2 separate regions of the Mus musculus genome follow, and region 1 is linked to region 2. Evidence: chromatin loops called from intact Hi-C (ENCODE). Cell type or tissue: gastrocnemius. All regions are shown on one strand. Each heading gives the region's core, and the rest is flanking DNA. Links, peaks and the distances in the headings are about the cores only.

Region 1 (5,393 bases), core at 67-5,066, 330 kb before region 2:
AGAGGAGAGACAGAGAGAGAGGAGAGAAAAGAGAGACACCGAGAGACAGAGACAAAGGGGGAGGAGGGAGGGTGGGAGGGAGGAAGGGAGAGAGAGAGAGAGAAAGAGAGAGAGAGAGAGAGAGAGAGAGAGAGAGAGATTCCTGGATTCATTTACCTGAGTAGCAGCAGACTGCGAGAGAAATCCCTCACTTCAGGGAGTTGTGAGATGCAGTTGAGCTTACCTGAGCACAGACTCCAGGAGCTGAAAGCCAGGAGAGTCAGGCACACCAGCTGGAGATTCATTCCTCTCATCTTCTCTCAGCCTTCTGACAAGCAGGTCCACACACTCAGACACTGAAGGAGCTAGCTCTCTCTCGGTGCTTCCTCTTGCCTTCAGCTGGCTTTCAAAGTGAGTGAACTGTGAGGGATGCTGTGGCCAGTCCCTATATATATGTGAGCAGGAGGATGATGTCATGGCTACACAGGATGTGCTCTGCCTTCATCTCCATCCCCCCTCCTTTCCCTTTGTCCCTTATCTCATCCCCCACCCGTGAACCTTGATGGAAAGTGACGATCTTCCCTAATTGCAGCTGTTGCTCAGGATTTCTGACTCACAGAAAGAGTTGTTCAAAATCACTGCCATATACAGCATAGTGAGAGGTACTTCTGGTACCTTTTTCCCCCTAATTTTCTATCATGCCCCCATTCCAGATAGTTGTCATTTTCATTTTTTAAAATGCAAGGGTTTTTTTTTTTTTTTTTGGTAATTTCTCATATTTAAGCAAAAGTTCTAGGGAGAAATCACTGCTTGGAAGTCTTAAAGACTTGGGGTATATTTTCTAGTAACACAAACTTCTGAGAACAGGCTTCGTTGTCTCAAAACTCATAGAGAATTTACATAGCATGTACTAAAATAGGAAGGGAAACAGGCAAAAGAAAATTGGATATAATAATGTAATGTGACGACGAAACATACAAAGAAAAGGGGAAAGTCAGTATAAAAGGAAGAAAATTAGATCTAATGAGTAGTTTTATATCCTACCTACTTGAAAGTTTATTATATGTAACTGAGGGGAGACTAAGTTACATATGCTGCTCTTTCATTGGATATTTTAAATAATGTTTATAAAATAAAAACACAAGTAGGTTATGTGTTAGAAGGTAAACTATGAATTGCTGTATTAATACCTCCCCAATTAACTACATAATTAATTACATATTTGCTGCATTGTTTGTTTCGTTATTTGTTACTGATGCAATATCCCCCCTCCTTTATCTCATAACTCCCCTCTCTCTGTTTCTCCCCATTCTATCAACTCTCTCTTCAGTTTAATCCTTTTTTTTTTTTGTAGAAAGCAGACTGTACTTTTAGACAGAAAAATATTCTATATAAATGCCATCCACCACAGTGACAATTCTAAGGCGAAATCTTCAGGTAATTTGTGAGTTACAATGCTCTTCTTTCCTTCTCTCCATTCTTGGAAGAAAATTGCTCAAATGCCTTTTGAGCAATAGCTTTCCTCCTGTAGACGGTCCTTGGTAACACAAGAAGTGTTCTGAACTGGTGTTAGGGGTGTGAACATTTGAAACCAAAGATTTCTGAGATTTGTTTAATTTTTAAAATCCCCAATCATCATGTAATAATTAACTAAGGAAAAAAATCAAGATTGTTACGACAGACTGTTGGTTTATATATCCAATATTTGGTAAGAGATTATCTTTGCATCACCCCTAAAGGAAGTCATTAATTACAAATATTGAACAGTTATTTTAAATGATAAAAGATACATTAATACAACTCGATGTTCAGAAGCTAAACAGTAGCTTACTTTATTTTTTTAAATTACTTTAATTTTGTTTTGTTGTTTCTGTGGGGAAAAGAAAATAATGAATTTGACTCACCTGGATTAGTTTTCTCTAAAGGATGGTTGACTGGCAAGCCTGAAGCATGCATGCATTTTTCCTCCCGCTAGAGGGCACAGTGGAAGTTTAGAAAGCTTTCCATAATCACAGAGAATGCTTGGTTTTCGTCTCATTATCCCAGTATTTGTGTGACAGAATCATTTCAGAACCACATTAATAAAGAAGCCCATAAGCTATATATTCTCTGATTTGATTTTAATATACTATTTAAATCAATTACTTTCTTTGCTTCTTACATTGTAAAACACAAAGAATTATCTTTGAAAAAGTGCTAAAATATGTGCGAGCTGTCTGATAGTAAAACAAAAATGTGAGGCTTATTCCCTGAAGTGGTTTTCTAGCAAGTGGAACTTAGGGAACTGTTTATAAATGGATTGCTGATTAATTAACTCCTTTTAAGCATATCACATGAACATTCATTATTAAAGTGAGAGTTATTTTATGTATATAGAAAATACCAAAGAAAGAATAGAAGAGCATGTAGCAACCACTGTCAAATGACTGAAGACCAAACAGATTCTCTTTGGTAATATTCTTTATTATTAAAAATAAATAAATAACACTTTCTGGTAAGATTATGATGTTGCTAACGCTTCTCTTTTCCCTTTTATCTTAGTTTATTCAAACTATAGGAACAATATTAAATTATCTGTTTTGGCAGGAACTCACAAGTGCCCAGTGTCTTTTGCTCAGTACCTGGGAAGATTCCCAAATAGAATGGCCAGGAGAAGTCTTCACAGAACGTCAGCTTTTCCTAAACCAAACAACTGAAGCCTGGCAGAGAAACAAATACCGCACAAAGTGCTTTCAAACATACTGTGATTAATAAGAATGATAAATTGTAAATGTAGCAGAAGACCTTTCATAATAAATGATTTGAATATATTAATGTAAGAAAAAAAAAAGAACTAAATAAAAAAACCCTCCACAACTTAATGCTCAGGGATCTTTGCAGAAAATGGGGAAGAAAAATTCTAAGAGTAAGAGGAACTGGTATTTGGTGTGAGATTTTTGTCTTGAAATGTCATTCTAAAGTTTCACCAATGTTACTGCCTAAACATAACAAGAACCAACAAGCATCAACAGATATGCTAACATGGACAGGGAAGAAGACAGGATGAAGCTCAATAAATACACCTCCAAACTACACAAAAACTACAGGCAACTAAGGAATGCTGATGATGGGAAAATAGTTTTTCGGAGGAAAGCATATCCCAAAGGAATAATTAATACCCAATACCAAATGGGATTTTTGAAAATATGCATACAAGTATCATTATACAGACAAAGTATGTTACATTTATAAACACACACACACACACACACACACACACACACACACACACGTTAACAAATATTAAGGAGAAAAAGAGCCCATGTATTTGAAAGACAAAAATGGGAGGTGGGTTAACTGATAGCATTTGCAGAAAGAAAGTGAAAAGGTAGATGATGTAATTATAATCTCAGAGTATATTTAGAAATAATCATAAAATAGATAGCTAAATATAACATAGATTAGGAAGAATGTCTCACTTAGTAAAAGCCTGCACTGCAAGCATGAACACATGATTTTGGATATCTAGAACCAATGTAAAATACTGGAAGTGGCAATGGATTCCTGTTAAACCTAGACTTGGGGAAGTGAAGAAAGGGAACAAGAGAAATCCTGAATGATACTGATCAGCTAGCCTAAGCAAGCTAGCCTATCGGGCTCATTGATAGACTGTGTCTTCAAAGAGCATCTGAAAAGCCACTGTCAGTTCTCTGACCTCCACATTCATGCATAGGTATGTGTACAGGCTTCTGCATGCCTGTGCACGTGCGCGCGTGCACACACACATACACACACACTTAAACTTATCCAAATGACACATTTCATACAGAATTTTAGGTAACTTTCTAGAAAGGTATGTGAATAATTTTTATCCTAAAATTATTTTATCTGGAACACTGCTTTACAGGATAATACGTTAGTTTGTTTCCATCTGTGACACACTTCCTGTGTTAGCCTTCCAGTTTGAGGTCCCAGTGTTGACAGGGTTCTCACTGATGTCAAGGTCTGTACAATAGATGAGCTTCTATATTTGGATGGTCATTTGTTCCACATTTATTAGCCAGCTGCTCAAAATGATTGACATAGGCAGTTAAATAATGAACACTTATAAAACAGTGATGTTGTCACTTGTCTAATGTGGAGACCAGAGTGCCTGAAACCACTGGATGGACTATAGCCCTGCAGGTCCATACCAGCTCTCTCTGAACCTCTGGAGACTTGTTCACATCATTGATCACTATCCTAGGCTTGCTAAAACTTCTGAACTGACATACACGCCATATACATACATAAATACATACTCACATACGTACATACATACATACATACATACATACATACATACATACATAAGTCTGACTTGTCTGTTTCTGCTAGATTCAGTTTGGCGCCTCCCCTTGCTGACTTTGTATCCCCTCGTGATGTTCTTGTTCATTTGGACGACTTCCTTTTATGATCCAATCCAATCAAACCTTCTCATGATAGAAACGTAAGGTATTCCCATTGCCTTTTGCTTTCGCTAGGTTCTCCTAACAGTTGTATTCTTGACAAAGTACAGACTTTGGGTGGAGAGGACTCTGCATTTCTTCACAAAGTTTACAACTCGTAATTGCTTAAAACTTACCTACCAAGCCTGACTAAATTACTAATTTTTAGCTAGTTCTCATTTTTTCCCTGTCAAATTTGTCATTCTTTTGAACTGTTATCTCTTAAATGTCCATTGAGGTTTTTTTTTTTTTTTTTTTTAGAAAATTAGAAATTTTTTTTGTGAGCCTTTAGAGTTTCTGAGCTTTCTCAGCCTTTCCCAATCATCCTGATGACTAAGGCAGTAAGTTTTGAAAACGGCACTGAGGGAGATCATCCTGGAGCCATATGCCTTTGACAGCTCAGTGCTCAGATAATTGTGATTTAAGTTTTATTTCTCTAAATGCATCTCTGTTCTTGAGCTGTGGCTGTAATTCATCTGAGCAAACAATATGTCAGACTTCTGTAAGCCTAATTGATTTTTCTGTTCAATTAAAGAACATTTTCATGGCATAATGATAGATATGTGTATGCACACACCCAAACTCATAGACACTATCTTATACACTAAATGTGTATTGCACAGACCTTAGAGATGTAGGTAAATGGAAACTAAATGGTCAATTTCCCACTGTAAGCATAAACATGCTTTGCCCATAATCTCTACAAATTCCCAGCTCATTTTTGATGGTTCTTCCATTTTCTGTTCCTATATCCTTGTAGATGATTGACTTGGAATAGTTGATAATGGATTTCTATAGTCAAGACAAATTTTAACAAATAAAAATGTAATTATAAGCCCTCTTTGTGATCTGCATGTTAATGAGTTAACACATTTAATATAGACTGTGATTTAATAAAACCACATTGTGACACTGCTGGCTTTCCTTATTATCTTCTTTCTTGTATCT
Region 2 (5,393 bases), core at 188-5,187:
TTCCAGGACATCCAGGGCTACACAGAGAAACCCTGTCTCAGAAAGAAAGAAAGAAAGAAAGAAAGAAAGAAAGAAAGAAAGAAAGAAAGAAAGAAAGAAAGGAAGGAAGGAAGGAAGGAAGGAAGGAAGGAAGAAAGAAAGAAAGAAAGAAAGAAAGAAAGAAAGAAAGAAAGAAAGAAAGAAAGAAAGAAAGAAAGAAAGAAAGAGGAAAAAAGAAAAAAAAGAATTATAACTAGGAGTATCTGAAAGTATGTTTTTCATAGTTTTCCTAGGATATTCACGCCAATAATATGTTCATTGTTGTATAGGAATGATTAAGGATGATTACAAACATGACTATGGACATTGCAGGCTCCAGGCCCTTCACTTGAGAATACCGGAATGTGAGGGCTTAACACTTATCAATAAATCATGGAAGAGACTAGGTGCATCCTGTGGACAGTACCTAGGTAACCCACTGTCAGAATTATCTCCAGCCAAGGAAAGCCTGACCAGTCTGCGTGCCCCACTAAGTTTACTTCAGGCATAAATGAACATTGAGAAATAGATGGTTATGACAACTTAACAATTTTCTGGAGAACATCAACAAAGATGAAAGCCAAAAGGCTTAGCTTTAAGCTGAATATTTTGCTGTTCCAAAGTAATGACAGAGGCAGACTTTGTGCCAACACAGTACGTTTTACACATTCCTTTGTCCTTTCTCTTCATTTAGTTGGAATTGTGCTTTCTCCCACCCAGCATAATAAAGCAGATTATTAATTTTGGAGCCATAAAGGCCAAGTACATTATGATATTTAAAAATTGTGCTTCAAGCAAACATTGAGAGAGGAGATAACAAGCTTTCCAAGTTCCTGGTCTGCTCTCATTTCATTCTGATTATTGCTTTCTGTTTCTCTCCCTCGTCTCAGCCTTTTCTAGACATTCCCTCATCATCCAGGAGTTGGGAGCTGCAGTCACTCATGGCTATGCAGGGGAATAAAGAAACTTCCTGGAATCCGTGTTAGCATCCAGCTCAGAGAATAACCCCATTAGAACCTCCTGATAATCTGTACCCTATCATTAATAAAGAGAAATCAATATTTCAAATCAGGTCAGTTAAGTTACTAATTTGTTGAATGTCCAATATCCTGTCTGATAAGAAACTAGCAGAGATGCTACAAATCTTGTTGCTCTCTGACTTGGGTTTCCAAAGACAAGAAAATAATCACCTTTTTCTCTTAATCACAATAACACACCCCACTCACATCCATCCTTCCAGTTTGTCAGGGGGTATCTGCTCTCACATAATTTTCATATGTTAATTTACAAAATTCTTCTGTTGTTTTGAGAATATCATGGGTGCTTGGAATTTGTCTTTTCGTGAGAAAGTCATTCTAGGCTGTAGTCCTGGGCATTCATGAAGACTATACACCATTTCATTTCATTCATGAACACTGTACACCATTTTTGGTGACAGGGAGAAGAGTGCTCCTTTTAGACCTCTCAGCATTCTAGCCTCTCTTCCTACTTGTGCTCAGGTTATGACTTCAGGAAGGAGCAATCGATGCCTAAGATGTGAGATTTAACTTTAATGCACACTTTAATAAAACCTGTTATCTGTATGTGGCTCAGTGTAAGCACATTCCTGTTCTTCTATCTCCTCCCCACCCCCTGTTCAGGCACTTGCTTGAGTGTCACCTTCTCAGGAAGAGCTTTTATTACCAAGCCAGCTCTCGTTCCTGGTGCTCCTCTGTGGTTCATCAAATGACATTCAAACTTTCTATGTTAAATAATCTTTGTTGGTTTCTCTGGTCTGTTATTAGGACTTAACTTTAGTAGACCTCAGATGAATACTCATTATAAGATTGAAGAATTGAATGGATAAGTGGATAATTGGATAGACAGACCTTTTCTCCTCTGTGTTAGGCTTAGAATTCCTCTCTCTGAACAAGTGAGGAGAAAATTCTGACCTATAGGCAATTTCTGAATTAGCATAGGCATACTCAAAACTAGCTTCCTAATCACAGAGCCTAATTTGATTCATTATCTCCTTTTATTATATTTCATTTGGGATTTCATATCTTGATCACATGATAAAAACAATAACTACATGTAAATTGCCAAGAACAGTGGTCAACATGGGTGTATCTTCCAGACTGATTTTTGCTTTTAACAACAGGTGTCTTACTGTTCACATATGTGCCGATCATATACTTGTGCTTTTGGTAAATGTCTTAGAGAAGCCTGTCTGGTTTTTAATGATTTATCACTTCAATTTGTTATTTTCAAACTATGTCCTTGAAAAAACAGAGTGTATGTGCTCTGAATATTTATGACAATACTCCTATACACTATTAAGAAAAGTGTGTTCTAAGGAACAAGACTTTTATTCTGACTACATTTTTGAGTGTTTATACATAGATTTCATTTAAGGAAAATGAAAAACAGTTTCTGAAACTTATTAATACTAATGATCTTTGCAGGAATTTTTATTAGATGTCTTATTTATACTTTGACAGTTGTTTTATTTATAAGTCAAAGAAATGCATAATAGAAAATGTTACCTCCAACTTTGTATTAGTTTTCTCTATCAAGGTGTGCCATCTAGTGGTACCATTAGAAATATATCAAGAAGCATTTTCATTAAAATTACTGCTGCAGATTATGAAATTTTTGTGTTATATATTTTAAATACCCATGCATGCATTTATAAATGTTCACAAATTATAAATAGGACAGATTCAATAATTATACAATTAAAAATTTACAAAATTTGAAAATTTACAAAATTTTACTTTTTGTTACTTTTTAGTTGTTATTACCACTTGTATAGGTGTCACATTTAGCAATATGCAAGACAAGAATGTAAAATTAATGGATGTTTTTAACACAAAGAGTCCTTTGATTTTGAACTTAAGTTAAATGAGACAGTAATTGAGAATAGAAATCTTATAGACTAGATCCACAGAGGTGTCCTACATCACATTTTCATACCTTCCTCTTTTTCTAAGACAGAACTCTGAACCACTTACACCACTCTGAGATCCCAAACGGGGGTCACTCTGCCCTACCCAGATGCTCTCGATCCTGGACAGAAACACACATACACACACACTGCCTTTATATTTTAATTTTAATATGCCTTGGCTAGCTCCATTTCTGGGCCACTCCTGAACCTCCACGTGGTTATCACTCTCCCCTCCGATATTCCTGAGTGAATACTTGCTAAATCTATATTTTATCTTTGCTGTCCATGGCTCCTTCTGGGCAGCCCTCGTGGGGGCCGCTTTCCCCTTTGTACCTACCTACATTTCAGCCATCTCTCCCTCCTGCGCATTCCCAGTGTGGTCTGTCCCCTATGATCCGTGGCCTAGCCTGTCTCATGGAGGAATCCCTTTCTCTCTTCCCTGCATTTCTTCCCTGGGAATCCTAAAAGTACCACCTCTGACTCCCTGCTAGTCATTAGCAGCTGGAAACTTTTCACAGTCAGAGCCGACTCGGGGCAGACTTCCTTTAGCCTACATGCTGGACACTGCAGACAGGTTTTCGGGTACCATAATTAGCAGGAGAACACAAGCCGCTACAGAACTCAACCTTATAAAAGAAAATATAGAAGATAATTAAATCAGAGTGACTGGGAGATATAAGCAAAAGAAACAGTTCGGTGTTTACCACTGCAAGGTTAAATGATAAGTTCCACACATTTAAATTTTTATTGAAAATATTTTTTTCATACAACATATTCTGATTATAGCTCTCTCTCCACAAGACTTTCTTCCTTGTAAAAAAAAATACTAAAAGCTTCTAAGGGAGTATAGTATAATATAATTAGATTTAAAGCAAAAACAACCAAATTATCATAGAGCAAAACAAACAAGAAAAAGAGCCCAAGGGTCACAAGAAGTAGATATAGATACAGAGAACCACTTGATTACATACTAAGGAATCTCATAAAAGTACAAACCTAGAAGCCATACTTTATAAGCAAAGAACCTGTATGGCTTAATTAATTAATTAATTAATTAATTTAATTATTTAAAAATGAAAATAAAAGCCCTGACACAACATTATGAGACAAAGAATCTCCCAAGAAGCCATTCAGTTTACTCTCTGTTGGCCATCTACCACTGGGCATGCCTCCTACCTGTAAGAGTGGTTCAAGCTGCCCTTGAAGAAAAACAAATTTTCTTCAAACAAGTAGCTAGCCATTGGAGGTAGCTTCTGAGTTAGGATGGGAGCTTGAGTCCACTTCTTTCCGTGTAAGACATCTTCTGGTACAAGCTGGCACTGGTCCTATGTGCACCCTGCTTCAATTTCTGTATTCATCTATTTATCAAGCCTGCTCTGTGTCAGAAACCTTGTTTCCTCAGAGTCTTCACCACACCTGGCACTTTCGCTCCTTCTGCCCCAACTACTGCAGGGTTCCTGGAGCCCTAAGAGAGGAGAGAGATCTGATGGAGCCATCCCATTAGGGCTGAATATTCCAAGGTCTCTCACTCTCTTCTTGTTGTCTGGTTGTGGGTCTTTGTACTTGTTTCTATCTGCTGCAGGAGAAAGCTTCTCTGAGAATGGCTGAGCAGCGCACTCATTTGTGAATATAGCAGAATGTCATTGGAGTGGTATGGTATGGATTCTTGGTCAAAGAGTGGGCCTTAAAATCAAATCAGACATTGCTTTGGCTACTCCCACCAGTCTATGTCACCACTGCGTGGTCATACTATGCAAGGAGAACACCATGGTAAACTGAACAGTATGCATTTTTTTCTTTGGTAGAATACAAAGTAACTTGCAGTGCTATGAACATTAGCCAGTAGGGGTGAAAGCTTTCTGTAGACACTAACTCAACTTCTCCATGCTCAATGAGTTGTTAGGCACTGCCTTCAGTAATAGAACACTGATTTCAGTTTATGCAGAGCCTTGACAACATCATAGGTTGTTTGCAGGTTACAAAGGGACCACTTTAAAGGACCACTCAATTATATAAAACCAAATCCCAGTACCAGAAGTTTGTTTTGGTGAGAAGAGATGTCCAGTTGGGGCTCTGTCTCCCCTTTATTTGTGAATTAATTTAGATCACGTTTGTATATGTGTATACACTGCATTAAGTTTCCATACTGCAACCCAAATGGCCCTTACTTTTAGCTGTCCCTCCATTGTTCCCATGTTCCTCTTCATTGCCACTTTGATCCTCTTACTTCACACCATTAGTTATCTGCCTTTTCTATTTTGCTTTCCTAAAGACATCTATTTGTCCCCAGTAGTCCTTTTATACCTAAGCACTGTGGGACAATGGACTGCAGGTAACAGTAACTTAAAACCTAATATCTGAATATAAGCAAACACATACCATACTTAACATTTTATATCTGCGTTATCTAACTCAGAATGACTTTTTTCTAGTTCCTTCTATTTAC

What was found. A loop is a pair of places that touch in the nucleus more often than their neighbours do. Peaks named below come from ENCODE experiments on the same cell type or tissue, not always from the same donor. Only the 100,000 strongest peaks of a DNase experiment are listed, where the experiment ranks them.
Region 1: it touches region 2 in a loop (4-fold over the local background); 30 of 42 quality-filtered maps call a loop at or near these places.

The regions. Positions count from the first base shown.
Region 1 is chr10:102,490,031-102,495,423 of GRCm38, forward strand. It overlaps Nts (neurotensin), which reads right to left and starts at 388. Exons shown (of 4, transcript NM_024435.2): 1 at 224-388. The coding sequence starts at 293. In gastrocnemius, for the core only: a CTCF peak has its summit at 1,950 (motif pointing right); a DNase peak (open chromatin) is centred at 1,946.
Region 2 is chr10:102,821,054-102,826,446 of GRCm38, forward strand. No RefSeq gene overlaps it. Among named protein-coding and RNA genes, the nearest start is that of Alx1, 210 kb to the right of the region's middle. In gastrocnemius, for the core only: a CTCF peak has its summit at 2,599 (motif pointing left); no DNase peak of the experiment used is centred there.